Linked DNA regions of Mus musculus: all the other regions are linked to region 1. Evidence: chromatin loops called from intact Hi-C (ENCODE). Cell type or tissue: left cerebral cortex. All regions are shown on one strand. Links, peaks and the distances in the headings refer to the core of each region. The heading gives the core; the rest is flanking DNA.

Region 1 (8,060 bases), core at 2,364-4,863:
ACCATTTTACATTTTTTTTTGCATGCACTTACACCAATCTAAAACCACAGAACGCACATTGCATATGAAAATATATGTAGTAGTCAGGCTTCACATGCATATGTTAAACACATATGCAAAAATTGAACTTCAGAGTAGGACTTCAAAACTAGATACCAGAGTTAAGACCCATAGCCATGCCAATGATGTCCATTTGTCTTTGCAATGAGAGTCTTAAGGCTATCAGATACTAGTGTCAGATATTTTGATCTGTGCTTGGAATTCTGTTTCCCATCCCACACATGGTCATGTGCATATTCTCACTCTCAGTGGTCTCAAAATGCAGCTGTTCTGCACAAAACGGGGAAAGAAGTTACCACCAAGAAAGCCTGCAGGAGTAACTACAAAGGCGTTGATTACTTCTTCCTCAAAAGCAGATTTCTTTGCAGTGAGTTTTTCTCCTCCATTTCCCTCCCCCAAATTGGGAAGTGGGCATAGATCATACAAGTGCAATAAAATCATGTACCAGCCATTTCCCTAACTTCTAGCCTGTCATGGTGTCTTTTACCAAAGGTTTTAAAACATTGCATATATCCTCTCTTATATCAGAGGCTCAAGCAAAGAGCCAGTGGCTGAGGGAATTTGTGGAGCCTTGGGCCAGTTGGTTCCAGACGCTTACAAGGCAGTATTTGCAAAGCAGATACAGTGACTTTAATAAATTGCTGACTGGATCTAGAGTGGGAGCCATCTAATTGAGTTGGGAGTCTATGACTGACTGATTGATTTTAAACAATAGGCACCATTGTTTACCCTGAGATTTTGACACTTCTACACAACTTTACAAACCATTCAAGTTTCACAACTCTTCTAGTCTTTTGCAAAGTTGTAGTATTTTTCAAAGGTCTGTTTTCACAATTCCCTAACTATTAAATGTCCTTCACAGAATTATCTTTTTATATTATATTTTTGCCTAATATAAATTATCTTTTATATTAGAAAAAAAGTATGTTCTACTTTCCAAAGAAAAACAAAACCATTTGTACATGTCTGACTCCTGTTTTCTCTTTGTTAAGTTGATGCTTTATAATACATCAATGAATTGGAGCATAGCCAAAATATGAAAATTTAGGAGATTGAGTTTTTGTTCTTGCTCTCTATTTTATTACTCTCTGCTAATTGAATATAAATTCATAGATACTAAATTTATCATAATTACACCCTTTAATCTCTTCCATTAAATACCTTTATATTTTTCACTACATTTAGAAAAGTAAATGTACTACTTTACTACAAAAACAACTTTAGTATTCTTCAGTAAAAATGAACATTTTAAAATACAATATTTTCCCAGATGTGCCAATATTCCAAGTATTGAAAATACTCCTGGGTAGATTGAAAAATTATACTGGAGTTATTTCAATGAAATAAGTACATGTCCCAAGTTAAGCAAGGCCACCTAAAGTTCTACTGCAGATGTACATTTTGGTAAGACTAAGGACACCTTCCAGATATTGGCTTGTATTTAAACACATTTTCTGGAAAAAAATGTCTATTTGGAATCAGCCAGAAATAAGCAATTTCACCTTCAAAGTATATCTAGCAATTTGGAAATGTTTTGGTAGAGTACATATCTTTCTTTCTGAAAATGCAAAACTGGGCTCTCACTGCTGACACCAGTGAACTGAGCCTATTGTAAAATATTTATGATATGGAATTAAGATAAATAGCAGCAAGCACAACGCGAATAGTAATTAATGACATGGAAATACTTCCAATTCTTTTAATAATTCAACATGGCTTATTTTACTAATGAAAATCCATTTACCATTTCCATGGTAATCACGAAGTGGGTACGGGATTAAAAATAGCCAGGGGCTCACTAACAGTGTGGATGCCCGTGTTGCAGCTTTATTTCTGCTCCACCTAATAAAACATGCAAACTTCAGCATTAAGTATCCCTAACTAAAATTCATCCCATTTCATAATCAATTGCCTCCTCTCCTTAGTTCTAGATTCAATTAGCATGCTTATAGAATCTGAAAAATGAGATACATACCAAAAATTAAGTCCCCGGGGGAGAACTAAGTGGAATAGTCAGGAGGTGAGTTGGGTCTGTCAGAGCCCTCTCTCAGGGCTGGTCTCGGGGCAGTTCGGGAGGAGTAATCCAGCACCATAAGAAAGAGACTTGTAGGTTCAGTTCAGTATTTCTTCAATTAAAGTGCATTATATCTGGATGTGAAAAGTGTCGAATCCAAGATTCTTCATCACTAGAGATCAGAGCATTTTCGTTGTTCTTTCTATCGGATAAAATGCCTTTTAAAGTTTGCAAGGAAGAGGCAGTGGCAGAAGACAGGTGCTTGCTTCGTTAAATCGACATTCGGAGAAAAGAGGGCATAGCTAATGGGTGGGGATGAGCGCACAGCCCCTCTCCTTCCAGGTCCAGCAGGGACGAAACTGAATGATTTTACCCACTTTGCTACACAGATGATTACAAGACCCGAAGCAGTCACCAAGCTGGCTAAGGTACCTCATTTGATCATGTTCTGTGAAGAAAAAAAATAAATGGAAACAAAAATCAGACACATCCTCTCTAAATGTCTCCTTTCAGCCCCAGAGATGCTCTTTCTCCTTGCATACATACAGAAGGTTTGGAGAAGCCTGGCTGGTAGCATCGTCCCTCCCCCATGACAACCAGCTTGCGCTGGCTGGCTCTGGTGTGTTCTCTCTCTCTCTCTCTCTCTCTCTCTCTCTCTCTCTCTCTCTCTCTCTCTCTCCCTCCTTCCCTCCCTCCCTCCCTCCGTTCCTCCGTCCCTCCCTCTTTCTCTCTTCTCTCCAGCTGCCTTAGTCTGTTGATGCTGCTGCTGCTGCTGATTAATCAGGGATTCTGAAACAAAGAACGTACCTTCTCAAATAAGCGGTAATCTCAGCTTCTGCAATCTGCCTGCATTGAGCAGCAGAGCTGCCAGAATCCTAGCACCTTGGATAGTTCCCACACCCTAGGCCCACTGGAAAGGAAAGAAGGACTAAAGAAATGGCAAGAAACCCCCAAAGCAGAACCGATTTCGGCTCCCCAGGGGCTCCCATCCTCATTAAAGGCCTCAAGTCCAAACAAGAGAACCTCTCTCTTTTATCTAATTGAACTAAAGTCTGATTTATCAATAATAAAAGAAAATGAGGATAAAGAAACCTCTTCATTTACATCCACTACAGAGCACGAAATCAGTCTTTTTGGAGAAAAAAAAATTGAAATCTATCAGAATTATTGTTCTTGTATGGAGGATATTTAAGTTATAAGGTTTTCACTCTGGTGGGGCTAATAAAAACGAGTAACAACTTAAACGGAACTCTCAGATCTCAGTTTGATGCCCTTATTTGATATCAATTTTGCCTCCACCCATCCTGCACGGGAGAGCCATGCACACAATTACTGCTGACGTACTTCAGGCTGCTGCTTGCGGAATGGGGGGAGGAGCCTTTTAACCTCATCAAAACAGCTTCATGCCACCTGCTCCCATGGCATGAGAATAAAACTAGCCCACTTGGAACGTGCACAGGGCACGTACACAGAACAAAGGTCTCACTTGTACTATAACATTTTAACCAAAATCAAATGTACAGTGATTACGGCATATGTGCTCCGATCTCCTTTAGACTCACTGCAGAAATGATTTAAAGTCATTGTATTTCTTGACTTCCCCAAAGAGACTCTAGATTCTTTTCTTAATATTCCACTGAATCTATGCATATAGCTTATGCTATGCACTGTGATTGACACGTGTGTATATACTTCTGCCCACACATACACAATATATTTATGTACTTGTGTTTGTGTGTGTGTGTGTGTGAGAGAGAGACAGACAGACAGACAGACAGACAGACATATTCAGTTTTTAAGCTTGTGTTTCCTCAGAGTAAATGACAAAAATATATTTTAAAAAATATGTTGTATGGATATGATGATTTCAGGATCTTATTGTATATTATGATAAGACAAGAAGAAAAAGGAAGTAAAGGAATGAAGAAAGGATGGGAAGAAATTAAGAAAGAAAGAAGAGGGGGAGGACTACTATGGAAATAATATACCAGTTAGTGAGAAAATATGTCCATATTATTGCACAGTGGTCTCTACAATTTTCAGGTCACTTTCACCCATTAACTTTTACTGGAAATAGTTTCGGCTTGCAAGTTGCTTTCTTTGGAATTAAATATATCAATTCATAAGTAATTCCTTATGAAAATATCTTTATGCACCAGCCAATTATAAAAGCAGTAATCTTCAGGTCAGCTTCCTAATACTTAAATAATAACTAGGACTGTCCTTTGATTTTATATATTTGTTTTTAAGTTAAACTTGGGAAAAATAAATCCAATGCATAATATTATTCTATATATCCCTAATATAAGTAGATATATTACATATTATATATCATATTACATATTATATATTACACATTACATAATATATCACAATTACATATCATATATTATATACATTATATACTATACACATTATATATTATATTATATATTACATGATGTATGTAATATAATATAACACATATAGTATATATGAGGGATAAATAGAGTATATGTATATGTGGATTTTAAAGAATGAATTTCCAGGTTTTTGTTTATCTAGCTTGTGAGTAGAATATGATTTCTATTTAATGTAATGAAATTCTTTGGAAGATTAGATAGATGCAGAGAATGGAGGAAAGCATAGGTAGGAAAGGAGAAAGATCATATTCTATGTGTCTTTCTCATATAATCCTTGCTCATCCCTTCCCCAGCCACCCCATCTTGTGTTAAAATCTTATCACATCCCAGTAAACAGACTCAAGTACCACTTACAATCTAGCATCTGCTCCCATACTGTGATGGAGAGGTTTACTAATATGTCGGGGCTTTTTTTTTTTTTTTTTTTTTTTTTTTTTTGGTAGCAAAGTGCTCTCATAAAAGTAGTAGTTCATCACAGAACCAAAGTTGAAAAGTTTTTTTTTAATACAAAATAATTTGAGAGACATTTAGGGAGTGGAAATATTTTTATCATGATTGATAATTTAAGCACGTTTAGATGAATCTACTTTGAACCGCAGTGACAATGACTAAAAGAGGGAGGAAATCCCAGTACATATATGGGAAAACAGTTCTCAGGTAATGAAATGACTTGCTATACACACCAGATGATCAGGAATAGAAACCAAGTCACTAATTCTTCTTGTCATTGTATAGCACAATTCAAAAACAGTGAGTAGTGGTTGATGCAAAGTTGTCAAGCATAAAAGAGGCCTGCCAAGGCTAAACACTACATTTCCAAGAGAAAGAGGGAGTATTAAGCTCAAAAGAAGAGATATGAAATATATACCACTTAGTCCTTAAAATTGTACATTTCCAATTTGGGAAATTATATGGTATTGGTTGTCCCTTCTCTCTTTTCTAACTTATTTTCCCTCTCTTCTCCTCCTCCTTCTCCTTTATTGTCTTCTTCTCCTTTATTGTCTTCTTCTCCTTCATTGTCTTCTTCTTCTTCTTCTTCTTCTTCTTCTTCTTCTTCTTCTTCTTCTTCTTCTTCTTCTTCTTCTTCTTCCTCTTCTTCTTCTCTCTTCCTTTCTTCTTCCTCACCCTCCTTTCTTTGCTTTCTCCTTTCTTTCCAACATTCATTTACTTCCTTTTACTTCTTATCCTTCCACAATACAAATGAAGACCTTGAAATCATGTTGCATCATGTTCATATGCTCAACCTCATGGAATATATTCATTCCAACCACAGTGTGTTATAATTGGACAACTTTGTATCTGGAGATGTATTAGTGTCGAGGAGCTTGTGATATCTCTGAGTTTTGGTGCCTAGAACTATTTCTTCAAATACCACTGAATAAAACAGGAATGTTTTCATGTTGTTTTTCAAATAATCTTAGACAAATGTGCTTTATTACAGAGAACTCTACCTCAGGAAGAGTTAAACTTGAAAATCCTTATAATAAGAATATATATAACAAACCAACAATCTCAACGTTATAGTTATATGATGGTTTAATTTTTTTTTCTATCTTCACAGAGTGGCTAAGTTTCTCTGGTATTCTTAGGAAAACATATTTGGATGTTTCAGTGCTCAAAGTTCTTAAGTCAGGGAAAAGTCCCCTTTTTTTGTTGTAGTGATGAAAGGATTTGGAGCATTGTGGCTTAAGTAGACCTCTTCCATAAACACAGAAGAAGAGAAGTATAAGAGTTCTAGAAATGTGCTTTATACTATAAACCAACTAGACAGGAGGAAAGCCTTTATGAGTAAACATGACATAGATGGTAGAATTCATAATTGATAGAACAATACATCTGCCTAATTTCAAGATTCACCAGGCAGATTTAAAGTCTTGAAAAAAGTTTTGTTTTGTTTTCTTTTTTCAACAAAGCCTTTCCAGTATTTTCTCTGATATATATTTCTTCTATTATTTATTCTAATTAGCTTAGGGAGATGAAACCCAGTTGTGATGAAGTTATTCATTAAATCCAAAACCTAATCTCCTTTACACCCAATAGGATTGTCTATGACACCTAGCATGAGCAAGACAAGAGAATCTAGAAAGAATGAGAATGATTTGCCCCTCTTTATTCTGCCTGCACAAGCCTACGTGTTAGCAGAAGGCTTATTGATGACTTCTATCAAATTGGTGTGCTGTGTATGCTACAAGCATTGCATGGTCCAGGTATCTGGTGACCAAATAATGATTCATAATATAATGCTCACAAAACTAAACATCTGGGGACTAACACATTCAGTGGACTTATCATATGGTAATAAAAAAAAGTAAGAAAGATAACACACATAGATACCAGTGTTTGTTTGAACCAATGTTATTTTTAATGAAGGTTTCATAGATATAGTTATTGCTATTCTCACACTTTAAAAAAAAATCCCTAATAAAAAGGCTCCCATGACTGGTGAAGCAGAAACCAGTATTCCAACCATTCAAGTTCTCTATTTGAGTGGGTATCATTTACTCAAATTTACTTGCCCTCAAAGCCTACCCTAACTCACTATAGTAAAACATTGGTGCTTGCTTTCACTTCTATGAAACATTTAATGAATGATTAAAATTAAAGTCATGAGTAACTGAACATAGCTGCTTAATTCTTCACTTGTATTTGTGTAAAAGCCCCTAAGGAGGGTGATTTTCCTTTCTTTCCCTAGGGTTCCAACACAATGACTACATCCCTCTAAGGTTAGAGATTTGCTGAATGGATGCAAAACTCCAGTCCTCAATAGATAGTATAATTTTCACTCAAGCAGACATGTCAAGCTACCTATGTGATGAACATAAAAAGATCATCTTAAATATAAAACATAAATGAATATTTTAAAATAGAAGTACCAAAACAAATCCTAAACGCTTAAGAAAAATGTAGACATTTTCCCTTTGAAAAGTCAAAGGCTACCAATATGAAATTAACTAGAAATAATGAAGAATTGCAGACCAGTAGTAGCTGGATATGCACACATTTGCTTTCTATTTAAAGAGAATACTAATATTATTTTAAAATACTGTGTTGAGTCAGAGGTTTCTTTAAAAAAAAAATCAATCAATCAAACAAACAAACAAACCCCCCCCCCCAAAAAAAAAAAAAAAAAACGCACACTCTGTTTGCCTAAAACATTCCTAGCTTTGAATGTCAAGGAAAAGGTCATTACAGACCTTTCTCTTCAGGAGGACTTTTTCCAGCTAACTGAATGGAATGGGCCAGGTTTTCTTCCCCTTCATATAAATCTAGTAATCCAGTCCCAGGACAGCACTCTCTCAACATTATCTAAACTTAATTGCCTCTCAAAAGCCTGGCCCCCAAATGCTTTGGGGGATTTAAGCTTCAATATATGCATTGGGATGTGCAGTTTAGAATGGAGATATGAAGAAAGTACTGTGGAAATAGAGGTATTTCTTCTGGAACAGATAGAATCAATTTCATAAATAGTTACGACTTTATAAATGTATTAATTCAGTGTGACTTAAATTTAAATAAAATTGATAACAATGAAATTTGGCTGCTATTGGCACATATGTCCTGAACTGAGTACTAAAATGTCTTAT
Region 2 (8,060 bases), core at 3,624-6,123, 100 kb before region 1:
CCTTATGAAGATCGATGCAAAAATACTCAATAAAATTCTCGCTAACCGAATCCAAGAACACATTAAAGCAATCATCTATCCTGACCAAGTAGGTTTTATTCCAGGGATGCAGGGATGGTTTAATATATGAAAATCCATCAATGTAATCCATTATATAAATAAACTCAAAGACAAAAACCACATGATCATCACGTTAGATGCAGAAAAAGCATTTGAGAAGATCCAACACCCATTCATGATAAAAGTCTTGGAAAGATCAGGAATTCAAGGCCCATACCTAAACATGATAAAAGCAATCTACAGCAAACCAGTAGCGAACATCAAAGTAAATGGTGAGAAGCTGGAAGCAATCCCACTAAGATCAGGGACTAGACAAGGCTGCCCACTTTCTCCCTACCTCTTCAACATAGTACTTGAAGTATTAGCCAGAGCAATTCAACAACAAAAGGAGATCAAGGGGATACAAATTGGAAAAGAGGAAGTCAAAATATCACTTTTTGCAGATGATATGATAGTATATATAAGTGACCCTAAAAATTCCACCAGAGAACTCCTAAACCTGATAAACAGCTTAGGTGAAGTAGCTGGATATAAAATTAACTGATACAAGTCAATGGCCTTTCTCGACACAAAGAATAAACAGGCTGAGAAAGAAATTAGGGAAACAACACCCTTCTCAAATGTCACAAATAATATACAATATCTTGGTGTGACTCTAACTAAGGAATTGAAAGATCTGTATGATAAAAATTTCAAGTCTCTGAAGAGAGAAATTAAAGAAGATCTCAGAAGATGGAAAGATCTCCCATGGTCATGGATTGGCAGGATCAACACTGTAAAAATGGCTATCTTGCCAAAAGCAATCTACAGATTCAATGCAATCCCCATCAAAATTTCAACTCCATTCTTCAACGAATTAGAAAGAGCAATCTGTAAATTCATCTGGAATAACAAAAAACCTAGGGTAGCAAAAACTTTTCTCAAGGACAAAAGAACCTCTGGTGGAATCACCATGCCTGACCTAAAGCTTTACTACAGAGCAATTGTGATAAAAACTGCATGGTACTGGTATAGTGACAGACAAGTAGACCAATGGAATAGAATTGAAGACCCAGAAATGAACCCACACACCTATGATCACTTGATCTTCGACAAGGGAGCTAAAACCATCCAGTGGAAGAAAGACAGCATTTTCAACAAATGGTGCTGGCACAACTGGTTGTTATCATGTAGAAGAATGCAAATTGATCCATTCCTATCTCCTTGTACTAAGGTAAAATCTAAGTGGATCAAGAAACTTCACATAAAACCAGAGACACTGAAACTTATAGAGGAGAAAGTGGGTAAAAGCCTCGAAGATATGGGCACAGGGGAAAAATTCCTGAATAGAACAGCAATGGCTTGTGCTGTAAGATTGAGGATTGACAAATGGGACCTCATGAAACTGCAAAGCTTCTGCAAGGCAAAAGACACCGTCAATAAGACAAAAAGACCACTAACAGATTGGGAAAGGATCTTTACCTATCCTAATTCAGATAGGGGACTAATATCCAATATATAAAAAGAACTCAAGAAGGTGGACTCCAGAAAATCAAATAACCACATTAAAAAATGGGGCTCAGAACTGGACACAGAATTCTCACCTGAGGAATACAGAATGGCAGAGAAGCACCTGAAAAAATGTTCAACATCCTTAATCATCAGGGAAATGCAAATCAAAACAACCCTGAGATTCCACCTCACACCAATCAGAATGGCTAAGATCAAAAATTCAGGTGACAACAGATGCTGGCGAGGATGTGGAGAAAGAGGAACACTCCTCCATTGTTGGTGGGATTGCAAGCTTGAACAACCACTCTGGAAATCAGTCTGGCGGTTCCTCAGAAAATTGGACATAGTACTACTGGAAGATCCCGCAATACCTCTCCTAGGCATATATCCAGAAGATGTCTCAACTGGTAAGAAGTACACATGCTCCACTATGTTCATAGCAGCCTTATTTATAATAGCCAGAAGCTGGAAAGAACCCAGATGCCCCTCAACAGAGGAATGGATACAAAAAATGTGGTACATTTACACAATGGAGTACTACTCAGCTATTAAAAGAATGAATTTATGAAATTCCTAGGCAAATGCTTGGACCTGAGTGAGGTAACACAATCACAAAAGAACTCAAATAATATGTACTCACTGATAAGTGGATATTAGCCCTGAAACTTAGTATAGTGAGATATAAGGTACAATTTGTAAAACACATGAAACTGAAGAAAAAGGAAGACCAAAGTGTGGACACTTTGCCCCTTCTTAGAATTGGAAACAATCACCCATGGAAGGAGTTACAGAGACAAAGTTTGGAGCTGAGACAAAAGGATGGACCATCAAGAGACTGCCATATCCAGGGATCCATCCCATAATTAGCCTCCAAACAATGACACCATTGCATACACTAGCAAGCATTTGGTGCAAGGACCGTGATAATAGCCGTCTCTTGTGAGACTAGGCCGGGGCCTAACAAACACAGAAGTGGATGCTCACAGTCAACTATTGGATGGATCACAGGGCCCCTAATTTAGGAGCTAGAGAAAGTACCCAAGGAGCTAAAGAGATCTGCAACCCTGTAGGTGCAACATTATGAACTAACCAGTACCCAGGAGCTCTTGACTCTAGCTGCATATGTATCAAAAGATGGCCTAGTCGGCCATCACTGGAAAGAGAGTCCCACTGGACAGGCAAACTTTATGTGCCCCAGTACAGGGGAACGCCAGGGCCAAAAAATGGGAATGGGTGGGTAGGGGAGTGGTGGGGGGAAGGGTGTGGGAGTCTTTTGGGATAGCATTGGAAATGTAATTGAGGAAAATACGTAATAAAAAAAATAAGAGAGAGATAAAAAAACATTTGGAAAAGAAGAGGGCTGGGAACAATTCTGGCCTCACTAAATCAAATCAATGATGTAGGCACAGAGACACTCCAGAGTGTCTGAAGGTGTTCTATTGCTTGTTGTAAAAATTAAAAAGAAATACTTTTTAATTTATTTGTTTATTTACCTTTTGCTGTACTAAGGGGGAAATGTAAGGCTTTACACATACCATGTCAGCAGTCTACTAATAAGCAGGAACTCCAACCCTCATTATGATACTAATGTACACATTCCTGGGTGGAGTTTTAAGATGCTAATGATACGTGTGGCAGGGATGTTAAATATAGATGCACAAGAAACAACAAGTGCAGAAAAGTCCACACCAGACAGATGAGCCCCCAAAGCTTTCAGAGTGCAGCCCGAGTACTGGCTTTTGTACAGAATTACCATTAGATCCAGGAGTTTCTCTTCGTGCAGAATCTCTTCCTTCTTGGAAGTGCATCTTTCTATAATAACCTGCTTCAGATGCAACTGTGTGTCTGGGTTTAGTTCCTTGCTTGGGGACACAAGAACCTGGGAACCCTTTGAGTGATCCGCTGAATTCTAATGTCCACTATTGGTGATACAACCCATAGGACTCAGAAAGCAAACTAGTCACAACAAGAAAGCATAAAAACAAATGTGAGGCTCAGAAAGAAGAAATGCTCTTGTAAATAGGTCACTCCCCTGTTTCAGACTCAACATATATGTGACAGTGGGAGAGCGAGAAACCAGTTCTACTGTAGGACTCCTTGGCTCAGAGTGAAAGCTACGTGGGCTGAAGAAAAAAAAAAAAAAAAACCATTTGCAGTAAGACTCCAGTACTCAAGATAGACTAAGCCTGACACATCTTATGTTATAAAAATAAAAACAAGTTTCATAATCGTGAATTTAAACAGGTCTGCTGCTTCTCACACAGTGGAAGTAAGATCAAATTGTCTTTAGTCAGTCTGACTGCCATAAAACACAGAGAATAAAGTGTAGCTTAAAGCAAAGGGTAATGGATTATTCTAGAAATAGTGGGTCACATACTTTTAAACTTCTATCCTGTGGCAGTTAATCTTAGTTGCCAACTTGACAGGACTTAAACAAATCTCTGAGCATGCTTGTGAGGGATTTTCTTGACTATGCTGGTTGAAGTGGAAAGACCCACCCTAACATGTGACCAGCAGTATTCCTTGAGACGGAGTTCTGGAAAGAATGAAAAGGAGACAGAGATGGAGAGTAGCATTCAAATATACCATAACCAGAGGCACAAGGTGACCAGCTGCCCCATGCTACTCCACTGGGGCCATAGCATTCCCTCAATGATGCACTGCACCTAGAACTATGAACTAAAAAACCCCTTACTTCCTCAAGCTGCCAAGTATTTTCTTACAGTAATAAGATTAAATGACTAACACATGCAAAGAAGAAGATATTGTCTAATGCACAGGCCTGGACATTTGAGCAATATACATACATGCATACATACATACATACACATACATATCACACATACTTTACAGCTTCTTAAATTTATTAACTACTATCTTGGTCCCATAAACTCATTGCCTATACCTGAGTGCACCTCTAAAGTGCCTGTAGCATAAATCTGATATTCGGCACATATCTATACTCTTAGCTTTAAAGCGTTTCCTTTTAAGTTTTGTCCTATTGAATTCTCTTAAGAAGATCACCACTTCCCTGGTGAGTCCACATATGTAAAGCACAGCATATGGTGCCACAGAACCCCCGCCCTCCCAAAAAACCTCTTCATGCAAAGGAAATCAAAACAAAATCTTATATTTAACTGTAAGTACCAAGACATCCTAGAGCAAATAGAGGCCTTCTGTTCTGAACACTTTCAAAAGCTTGCTTCATTTTCTCAAAGCACTGTGATTATGATTGAAGAAGAAAATTGAGAAATAGGAACGTTGAAAGTGTTCTGATCTCCAGGATGCTCATCCTCTGCCTATCCTCATTGGTGTGTTTGAGAACGGCTGATTTTCAGATAGAAACAAACTCTTGGGAAAGGTGAGTTCCTGGGATCAGATGCCTACTTTAAATGTGACAGAGGTATATGACTTCTTCTATGCATAATTTCGAAGCAAACATACCAGTATTTTGTAATAAAGACATACTTGGTAACAACTGATAAAAGACAAAAAGAAAACAGAATCCCTCTCTCTGTGCACATACACACATACATCTTTCTAAAAGTCTGTCTAGAGAAGCAGTAGGCAAACAGAAGAAGGGATAGAGTAAGGTCTTTGCTTACTTTAGTAGATACTTTCAGCTGTGATTCGGCACAGTGAGGCTCAGAAATCCATTTCCAGTACTGATTCCGAATCTAGTGTATTTCTACTTTTGCAAACACCTGAGGCACTGGAACATCTTTTCTATTTGCTTATCTGGTAACAAGGCTGGGAAATTTCCAACCATAAACTAAATGAACACATTTGAAGAAAAAGGAGCAACAATTCTATAACAACAGTGAAGTTTGCTTGTGTGCAAGTCATTGCTCTGGTTAACCCTGGGTTCTTTCACATTGGTATTTCACTGTGAATGAATCATGAATACCAAGGCACAAACACTCTGACTTCATTCAGGAAAAGAATGCCTATTGAGTCAGTATTTGATGTGCTCTTCTTTGTACCTTTTCCCTCTATGCACAGGAGTACATGCTGACCCCTGCCTCATTCTGAGACACTGCCCAGCCCACTCTAATAGAATACTCCTGCTCAAAAGCAGAGCCTCTTCCTGTTATGAGGCACAGCTACACTTGTCTGTGTTTAAGAAAACTGGGCATTGAAAAAAGTCATGAGGCTAATACATCACATATAGGCTAAAGTAATGCCTCAAATTGAAAGGCAGAAACAGGCATGGTTTCTCACGTCTGCCTTAATGTTTGGCAGCTGATAACTGTAAAATAACATTTCCATACTCGGTACAGGCAGTCAGGACCAGTGAACACAGTAGCTGTTCCTAATCACCCATCTTCAGCTGTGTGAAACGACGCTTCTCTTTTATAACCACAGCCGCCTTACTCTCTTTTCCTGTTGTCATAATACAATACTCCCAGGAAAGCAAGTTCAGGAAAAAAAGGGTTTATTCTGGCTCACAACTGAAGTTAAGATTCACAGAGGTGGAGAAGTTAAGATAGTAGGAGCTTGAAGCTCAGATCCATAATCAGGAAACTGAAAAACAATGAATCCATATCCAGCATCCCCACAGGGAATGGCTAGACCTACAATGAGCGCGTCTCCTTCCCCTGCAACACACACAGGCAATAAAATGTGCACAACACCAAAGGCATCCCTAGAAAACTACCTCCTAGGTGACTTTAGATCTCATAAAGTTCGAAATTACAATTCGTCATCATGTAAGTAAATCCTTGCTCAATGAAGGGAAAACAAAGAAAGGAAGTCTACCTAGGAAATAGTCAAGTGGTGGGCTTCTAGAGTGAACATACACCATTTCTCTTCAGCATTAGTATTCCCTCCTAGACAGGTTGATAGCAGAGCTTCTAGTCACCATGACCAGTAAATGCTTCGTCTTGGGCAGATCATGGTGACCCCCCAAGCACTGTGTTGGAAATTGTGGCCTTTCTTTTGAAAATGGGGGATATTAATGGGATACCATGTTACAGAATTCTTCAGACCTTGGATTTAACTATGCTGGAAACTAGATCAAATCCAAGATGCTTCAGGCATGTCAACTGCTAAATTTTATTTTTATTATTTTAGAGCAATAATGTTGAAGTATTGCAACATCTGTGTTGCAGGGAGTCCTAACTGAACGAAGATGATATTTTCCAGACAGTTGTAACTAAGGAAACAAGGCTGATAACTTGACAGGAAAGGCAACTGGTTTAAGCATGATACAATGCAGAAAAGCAACATTGAATAGAAAACTAGTGCATTGCTACATCCTTCTTATTTTAATACTATGCCTTGAAATAATTAACTGTCTGGAGATATATATATCACAATCTTTTCTGATGTGGAAACATAGCCCCTGTAAAATTAAGCTGTGTTCATATTTTCTTCCAAATTATTCACACACCATTACCCATAATGTCATCCCTGAGCCCCACTTGCTCATTCAAAGCCACCATCCATGGTTTTCCTGCCTTGGGCTGAAATATTCATTTTCAGCACTTCATATCCTCTGATATCTGTTTTCTGCTATTTTGCTTCTAATATCTTCACTCTCCAATGTTCTTTTCCAGACATCAATTTCCTGTGTCTGTCTGTCTATTGATGCTTCTTGGAAGCTTACACCAGGTGTTAAAATGTGGCTTTTATATACCATTTCATTCACTGTTGTAATAAACTATTACAGAAAAGATAAGATAAATTAAGGAAAAAGAAAAACAGAAAATTGCTCCAAAGACAGGAAATTATTTCCATTAGTTCCACATGTTGTATTTAAAAGTATTGAGCATCAAATTTCCTTCTCTTGATGGAATATTTCAACTATATCCAAAAATTCTTTACCATAAAAAAATAAGAAACATGAAATTACCTGTATATTTCATGATTATCTAAATTTAGATAAGAGGAAAATATTTTTCAATTCTCAATTATAATAATCTATATAGTGGTCAAACACTTATCCAGGGTACTATAATAAATTTAAAAAGCATAAGTCATTTATAGAGTACCTCCCTGGATGGCTGATAATAGGTGCTTAGTTGACTGAGTGTTGTGTCCCATTTCATCTCCTCAAACAGATCATGCGAATGCCGACCTTCAGACTGCAGGCATTTAGAAGTGCTGTTTGAGAGACAAATAGGCAAGAGGAGCAGAGATCTCTTATGTATTAGTGTACTTATTAAAGAAAACTGAACAGGTATCCCTCATTGCCACATGGATACATAGTAATATTTGACTCTCTGTGATCCAGGAAGCAGGTCACCTGTAGACCAGGAAGCAGGACCTCTCTGAGGTCCAGGAAGCTCCTTGTATACACTGACTTTACTAGGAGAATGATGTTGGGTTTCCCAGCCTTCAACACTGTGCAAAATAAGCCTGTTTATAAAACACTGGATCCTGGCATTCTGTTTTTCCCGCTCCCCTATTTCCACCCCCTCTCTCTTATTAGTTTAGGTAGAATTAGAGCCTATGCAAATATTACATAACTCTGTAAAATCTCCTTTCATCCATTCTAAATTTCTAGA
Region 3 (8,060 bases), core at 3,624-6,123, 210 kb before region 1:
TTTATGCACAATATATATTAATAAATTTAATAGTTTATTGTCAATTATTGAACTTCAGTTAATCCTTTTAACATGTGACTTGCTACTAGGACTGAACTCATGAGCCTTCTGCTTCACCATCCTCAGTTTGCGACTTTAAAATGTGTGTTACCAACCTATCCTCATTGTCAAAAAAATCTTAAAGAATTGGACAATCTAATCTAGAAAACATTTCAAGCATAAAGACATCATTGTTTGCAGATTTAACGACTTCACCTCATGTCACGCAGTAATTGATATTTTACATTTTTGTTATTGTTAACATGGCAGGTGTTTTGTTTGTTTGTTTGTGTGTTGGCATTTGACAGCTATTTTCATGACCGAGCTATATTTTTCTTAGTATCTTTGTAGCTATCTGAGCAGGTGATAGGCCTCACTGTTAACATTATAGCACTGAAGGGAAGAGAAATCTGATATTGCTAACACCATTTTGTGACCCTGGAGAAAGAGGAAAATGTCATCAATATGTAAAAAAAAAATTCTATCATATCAGAAGTTATTGCATATATATATCCAAGGAGTTTTCCACTGAGAAGGCAACAGAGATTTGTGCAGCTTTGAATGACTCCCAAGATCCTGAGCCAGCCAGCTGCAGTGTTCTGTGTAGGGTTAGACACTACAGTCACTCTACTACCATGACTGGTAATTGTTAGGAGTGTCAGAAACTGGAGAAAAACCTAAATACCAAAGAATAGTGAAGTGGATGTTTGTAATCTGAGAATGGATGTAAAAAATTATAAGAGCTGTTGTCCATAAGAGAAAGAGATTCACATGCATATCCAGGTGGAGATGTTCATGACACTCCTCCCTGTTATTTCATGGCTCGAGGTCCCTATTCTCCTATATTCCTTTTTCACACTGTTTCCTGTATGGGGATGTTCAGGATGCCGCAGCGTCTTACGGGGTAGCAAACATGGAATACAGAATGGACTCATTTTCCTTTATCAGCCTTTTTCAGGGTAACATATAATATATATAATTTCTAAACCACTCTAGGCACTTACATCCCATCAGATGAAAGCAAACTGCTTATTTATCTTAAATTCTTAAGTATACCTGTATAAAATATGCTACCTAATGAACAAATATAACCTTTAATCATCTGTAAAAATACCATATGAAGCAAATCTACCAGTCGAAGCAGAAAACTCAAAACTATGTGATAAATTGAATAAGGATCTAAAATAAATTGCCAGGTGGGTAGAAATTTCATTTTGTGTTATGAAATTTAACTATGGAAAAATCAATGAATAAATCACTTCCTTTTCATCTCATCAATATTGGGAATAAAATCCATTCCAATTATTAAAAAAAAATATAGTGGCCACAGCTTCAGAATCACGTAGTAGAAAAAAGTGGTAGGTTTGCCACATCACTTAACTTGTTGATGCAAAAAAAATTTCCTTCTGAAAAACTAAAATTAAAATTGGCCATGATACTAATGCCATTTTATTTTTATTTCAGTGGATTTTGTAATGAGTTAATGAGCAAACATGAAAGTGTGAGCAGTTATTATAAATTTCATGCCCTATTAGAGACATATAAATGGAAATGGCATGTTCTAGTTGTATGGCATAAGCTTCTATACTGCTACGTTAATAACTATTACAGGCCTCTACAGAGCTACATGTGGTTAACCAAAGTCCATTGCAAGAGCCTCATTCAACCTGGTTGCTTTAATGGGTTACTCTGGTTTACTCTATAGCAGAGTTCCTGAGACTCTATTATTTATTTATTTATCTATTTATCTATTTATCTATTTATCTATCTATCTATCTATCTATCTATCTATCTATCTATCTATCTATTTATTTATTTATTTATTTATTTTTATTAGATATTTTCTTTATATACATTTCAAATGCTATCCCAGAGGTTCCCTATAACCTTCCTCTGCCCTGCTCCCCTACCCACCCACTCCCGCTTCTTGGCCCTGGCAGAGCTCGCATCTCTTTTTATGAATGTATGAGCAGTCTCTTTTTCCCTTTTTTAAAAATTAGATATTTTATTTGTTTACTTTTTTATTTTTGTTTTTGTTTTTGTTTTTTGAGACAGGGTTTCTCTGTGTAGCCCTGGCTGTCCTGGAACTTACTCTGTAGACCAGGCTGGCCTTGATCCACCTGCCTCTGCCTCCCAAGTGCTGGGATTAAAGGCATGTGCCACCACTGCCTGGCTTGTTTTCATTTTAAATGTTATCCCCTTTCCTGTTTTCCCCTCTGCAACTCCCCTACACCATCCCCCCCTGTACCCTGCTTTTATGAAAGTGTCCCCTCACCCACCCACTGCCCCCTCACCACCCTAGCATTCCCCTACATTGGAGCATCAAGCCTTCACAGAATCAAGGTCCTCTCCTCCCACTGATGCCAGATAAGGCCCCTTCAGCTCCTTCAGTCCTTCCCCTAACTTCTCCATTGGGGTCCCTGCGCTTAGTCTGATGGTTGGATGCAAGCCTCTTCATCTGTATTGGTCAGGCTCTGGCAGAGCCTCTCAGGAAACAGCTCCTCTATCAGGCTCCTGTCAGCAAGCACTTCCTGGCATCTGTAATAGTGTAGGTGTTTGATGTCTACATGTGGGATGGATCCCCAGGTGGGGCAGTCTCTGGATGGCTTTTCCTTGAGTCTCTATTCCAGTCTTTGTCTATGTATTTCCTTTAGACAGGAGCAATTGTGGGTTAAATTTTTGGAGATGGGTGGATGGCCCCATCCCTCAACCAGGGGAGCCATGCCTAACCTCTGGATATGGTTGTGACAGGTTCTCCCTCCCCTTTGTGAGTTATTTCAGCTAATGTCATCCCCGTGGGGTCCTGGGAGGCTCTTGCTTTCCTGGCATCTGGGACTTTCTGGTTTCTACCCCCGAGTTCCCCATCCCCCATTGCTATACACTTCTGTTCAATTTCCTGACCCTCTGTACATCTCCTCCATCTCCTCCCATACCTGATTCTGCCCCTTCTTTTTCCCCCTACCCCTCCTCTGTTTCTCCCAAGTTCCTCTCGCCCTCTACTTCCCTTGATTATATTGTTCCCCCTTCTAAGTAAGACTGAAGCATCCATTCTTTGGTGTTCCTTCCTCTTGAGCTTCATGTGGTTTGTGAGTTGTATCATGGGTATTCCACGCTCTTTGTTTAATATCCACTTATCAGGGAGTACATACCATGTGTGGTCTTTTGTGACTAAGTTACCTCACTCAGAATGATATTTTCTTGATCTATCTATTTGCCTGTGAATTTCATGAAGTCATTATTTTTAATAGCTGAGTAGTATTCCATTGTGTAAATGTATCACATTTTCTGTATCTATTCCTTTGTTGAGGGACATCTGGGTTCTTTCCAGCTTCTTGGTATTATAAATATGTCTGCTATGAATGTAGTGGAACATGTGTCCTTATTACATGTTGGAGCATCATCTGGGTATATGCCCAGGAGAGGTATTGCTGGATCTTTAGGTAGTACTATGCCCAATTTTCTGAGGAACTGCCAGACTGACTTTCAGAGTGGTTGTGCCAGCTTGCAATTCCACCAGCAATGTATCAAAACCCCCAAAGTAATGCTCAAACCCACTGTTACTTAAGCCCATCATAGCAGAGGTACCAAACTGTCCCATGATGCTTTGTTTTCTGCCCCACAGGCTTGTGTAAGTGACAAATATTTTCTTGAAAATTAATGCAGCGATTCCATTGGTTCAAAAAGGTATCTGGCATTGTCTATTGTCGCAATGATAGTAGTAAATTGCACATTCAGGCAAAAATTAATTCTGAATACATGGATCTATCACCATGAGCTCGAGAAAAAAACAGCATTTGGAGGCTTTTCTTGAGATCAGTGTCGGTATTAGTGGATGTAATATATTGATTTTATAATGGGATGCCTCAGTATATGGCAGAACTGCACTTAGGACCTTCTTAGAGAATTGATGCTTGCTATGTACATAGGTTATAAATCATGGTAAGTGGAAGTAGTGCTCTGCAGACCAAGAGAAAAAGATGGCATTTAATATGACAACATTATGGTGAGTTTATTGATATGAAAAACCATTGCAACTACCCTTCCAAATACTACTGTTTACTGACTTTGAGAAGGGTACTGAAGAGGAGTATACACAGTTAAGAAAAAGGCCACTTAAATATTCTTTCCTCATTAACTACCTATCTGTGGCTGGAGTTCCTTCAGATGTTTAACTCTAGCATGGTCACCACTGGTTTCTGATAAAAACTAATTGAGTATTTATGAAACAACTTATTTTTTAAAGATTTATTCATTTATTTTACGTATATGAGTACAGTGAGGGCATCAGATCTCTTACAGATGGTTGTGAGCCACAATGCAGTTGCTGGGATTTGAACTCAGGACCTTCGGGAGAGCAGTCAGTGCTCTTATCCGCTGAGCCATCTAGCCAGCCAGAGCCTTCAATAGCTCAGTTGGTAGAGCAGAGGACTGTAGCTAATACAATATGAAACAAATTATTTTAAACCATATTTCAAAGGAGGTGAATGTAAAATCTGTTTTATAGTTCATATTTATAAAATTGAAATTTCTCCATTCTTTAAAAGTCTCCAATCTTTCTTTAAAATGAAGTCTTCCCATTGAAGGAGGGAGAGGGTGAGACAGCAAGAGCTAGAGCACTCAGGGGAGAGGGGCAGGGAGGGAGGGAAGGAGGGAAAGTTGATTTGGAGTTTGTAGTTCCTCTCTGGTAACAGTAGATGGCAGTAAAAACAAGCTTCCTGCACTAGTCTCAAAAGCCTTAACACAAGTCAGACTGAGCCTTCTGCTATAGTAAGTAATGTCTTCTATGGATTTTCAAAGAAACAGCAAGAGTGTTCTTTGTGAGTGGTGTTGGTGTAGTGTACCCATGGGCCCTGTCCAAGGATAGCCAAGGGCTGCCAATAGGAGCATTATCATAAAGGGCATCCCCAGAGGGTTGGGGTGGAATCATGTGCCAGCACACTGCCTTCAAGGTTCTTGGGCAGCTCTGATATTTTACTGAGACAAATAAAAAAGAACTACCCTCTGAATCAGCTGATGAACTATCTATGGCTGGTTAATTCTCAAGAGACCCAACTAAGATTAGCTGGAAATACAGGGTTTTTTTGTTTTTTTTGTTTTTGTTTTTTTTCAAGAATGAAATTATGACCAAATTGCAATTTTTTCTGTAGTGTTCAAAGTATCACTGTATTATACAACATCACATTGTATGTGTGTGTGTGTGTGTGTGTTTTAAATTGGAAATCAAGTTTATGCAAAATATATGCATACAAAATAATATGTGTGATGAATTACTTTATCATTCACATTTATAAAACGGAATTACCTCCATTTGTTAATGTTTACTATCAGAGAGAGAAGGAGGGAAGGAGACAGGAAGGAAGACAGGAAGAGGAGGGAGGAAAAGAAGGGAAGGGAGAACAAAGAGGGGGAGAATGTGGTGAGTAGCTGGTTGATATTATAAAACAGATGAGGTAAGACTGGCTTCATGGGCAGGTACTCTCTCATAGGCAAGCACAGAGAGAAGTCAATATCACCCAGTTCTTGGACTTCAGACTGCTCTACTGCAGCTGTAATTAGCACCTTACTTCCCCCCAAAGTTGGAGTATGAATATAATAGCTTAAAGGAAATTACATAAAACTATTAGAAAACAAAGATGTGTGTCCCAGTTTATTAAATGCTGCTTTTACTGTCAGCCCCTGGAAAAGCAAGAATGAGCTCCTAGATGCCATAAGCCACCTTCTCATCACCCCAGGACCTGCGGTTTTTACAGATGTGTGCAGTTCCTACAGATGTGTGGGAAGAGTCAATACTCATCCAAGTATATATCGTTTTCTTGTTTTGTATTTCGGTAAACAACCAACACACATGCATGAGCAGGCTGCTCAAGCTTTCAAGAATTAACATGATATGGTAACACAACACAGTCAGCCACAAGCATCTTTCACTTAGTGACAGAAACAAAGATTGTGTGGACCAAAGAGCAAAGAAAACATTTCTCCTTTGGTTTTATAAGGCATGCCATTTGGGACAGCAGATTTATCTCCATAATTCTGTTGTTCTTGGTCTAGGAGGATGATAAATTATAGGCTCCTCTTGATTACATAAGTCCTGGGTTTAAAAATCTATAAATGGCTTCCTGACATTTTAAGGTAAGAGTCAAATCACAAACACAGGCTATGGGCTGCCTCTCTGACCTCCTTTTAGCCCCTGTACAATGTGATATATCCAATCGTAAGCCGTAGCCCTTCTCGGTCCTCTTGCTTAAATGTAATTCTTCCTAATTAGCCTTGAGAGCTCAGTCTTGGGGTCATCAGAATGTCAGACAACATGCTCCCAAGGAAGTACTGTGGTTAGACTTTATTTCTGCCATTAATAACTCCCCCCCCCTCAGCTTTCCACACATAATGTTGCACTGAATAAGTCATTAAACAAGCACTCCACTGAAATTCAAAAACCTGAAGTCTGTTCTTTGTTTTGAAAATAATACTTGCCAAAGAATCCTGAAAATTACACACTTTTATTTGAGCCTTAGCATTATTTTAAAAACTATTTAATAACTCCTGCCCATGCATGTGTAGATTCTTATGAAGTAGATATGACATGATATCAAATGTAATAAATCAACACACATGTGCACACACACACACAAACATTGTTTCAAGTATATCACACAAAAAATCTACAGAGGTAATCCGGTTTGGTCCTATAATGTGTGCTAAATATCATTTGTAAGGCTTTTAGTTAAAATTTTCTAATTATCTTGAATTTTATGTTCTTTAAAGTATTGTAACTATTTAAATATTTAAAATATTTGTTTAAACATATAAAACCTTATATACAAACAGAAAATGCCTTAGTTTCTATTGTTGTGATAAAATATTTTAACCAAAAGCAACTTGGGAAGAAAGGATTTCTTTCTCTCTTTTTTTAAATTAGATATTTTCTTTATTTACATTTCATATGTTATCCCCTTTCCTAGTTTTCTCTCTGAAAATCCCCTATCCCATCCCCCCCCTCCCCCTGCTCCCCAACTCACCCACTCCCATTCCTAGCCCTGGCATTCCCCTATACTGGGGCATAGAACCATCCCAGGACCAAGGGACTCTCCTCCGATTGATGACTGACTAGGACAAAAAGGATTTATTTCATTTATGGTTCTATAGCATAGTCTATCACTGAGGGAAGGCAGGATAGAAACACAAAGGGCAGGAACCTGGGTGCAGAAACTAAGGCAGAGACCATGAAGGAGTGCTTCTTAACTGGCTTGCTTTCTTATACATTCCAGAACTTCCTGCCAAGAGCTGGCACCTCCCACAATAGGTTAACTCTGAAACATCAATTATCAGTTAAGAAAATCACCACAGGCTTACTGACCCACAAGCCAATCTTGTGGGGTATTTTCTCAGCTGAGGTTCCTTTTTCCAAAATGACTCTAGTCAATGTCAGGTTGACATAAAACAAGGCAGCACAGAAAAATCATGACATTCTTTTGTGTGCACAAATTGAGTTTCATTTGTCTAATTCTTTCTATTACATATGTCATACATAGGCCAAAGCTTAGTGTTTTGTTTTTTTCACTCTGATAACAAAAACTCATTCAGTTTGTAGCTGCAGAAATGGCTCAGTAGTTAAGAGTACTTGATATTCTGTCTTCCAGAGGACTTGAATTTGGTACCCAGAATCTTAACTAGGCAGCTGGTAACCACCTGTAACTTTAAGGGATCTAAAGCACTTTAGCCTCTGCATAGACTTGCAAAAATGTGGTGTATGTGCATGCACACACACACACACACACACACACACACACTACACTTAAAATAAACTATAAGGAGACCATTCAGTTTATACAAGTTAAAAAATAATCATGAGCTATAACCTAAACATCCAAATGACTTGATTAATCAAGAATTTGGTCATCATTTAAAGAAACTTCTCCTTGGCTGTTAGAGCATGTTACCAGTAAGAATAATGTCCTCTTCCTTGCTTGAGCCTCTGGCCTAGTGCTGGAAATGCAATCTCTGTGCCCATCAAGGGAGAGACA

What was found. Peaks named below come from ENCODE experiments on the same cell type or tissue, not always from the same donor. Only the 100,000 strongest peaks of a DNase experiment are listed, where the experiment ranks them.
Region 2: a loop joins it to region 1, with 11 times the contacts of the local background. A loop is called at or near these places in 4 of 42 quality-filtered maps.
Region 3: it touches region 1 in a loop (6-fold over the local background); 4 of 42 quality-filtered maps call a loop at or near these places.

Annotation. Positions count from the first base shown.
Region 1 is chr1:81,071,869-81,079,928 of GRCm38, reverse strand. It overlaps Nyap2 (neuronal tyrosine-phophorylated phosphoinositide 3-kinase adaptor 2), which reads right to left and starts at 2,522. Exons shown (of 7, transcript NM_001356397.1): 1 at 2,036-2,522. In left cerebral cortex, for the core only: no CTCF peak of the experiment used is centred there; DNase peaks (open chromatin) are centred at 2,659, 2,908 and 3,451; H3K4me3 peaks cover 1,439 bases; H3K27ac peaks cover 1,698 bases.
Region 2 is chr1:81,176,510-81,184,569 of GRCm38, reverse strand. The region is part of intron 2 of Nyap2 (neuronal tyrosine-phophorylated phosphoinositide 3-kinase adaptor 2); the gene reads right to left. Among named protein-coding and RNA genes, the nearest start is that of Nyap2, 100 kb to the right of the region's middle. In left cerebral cortex, for the core only: no CTCF peak of the experiment used is centred there; DNase peaks (open chromatin) are centred at 4,029, 4,635, 5,183, 6,010 and 1 more place; H3K27ac peaks cover 2,383 bases.
Region 3 is chr1:81,284,048-81,292,107 of GRCm38, reverse strand. All of the region lies in intron 5 of Nyap2 (neuronal tyrosine-phophorylated phosphoinositide 3-kinase adaptor 2), which reads right to left. Among named protein-coding and RNA genes, the nearest start is that of Nyap2, 210 kb to the right of the region's middle. In left cerebral cortex, for the core only: a CTCF peak has its summit at 4,736 (motif pointing right); a DNase peak (open chromatin) is centred at 4,813.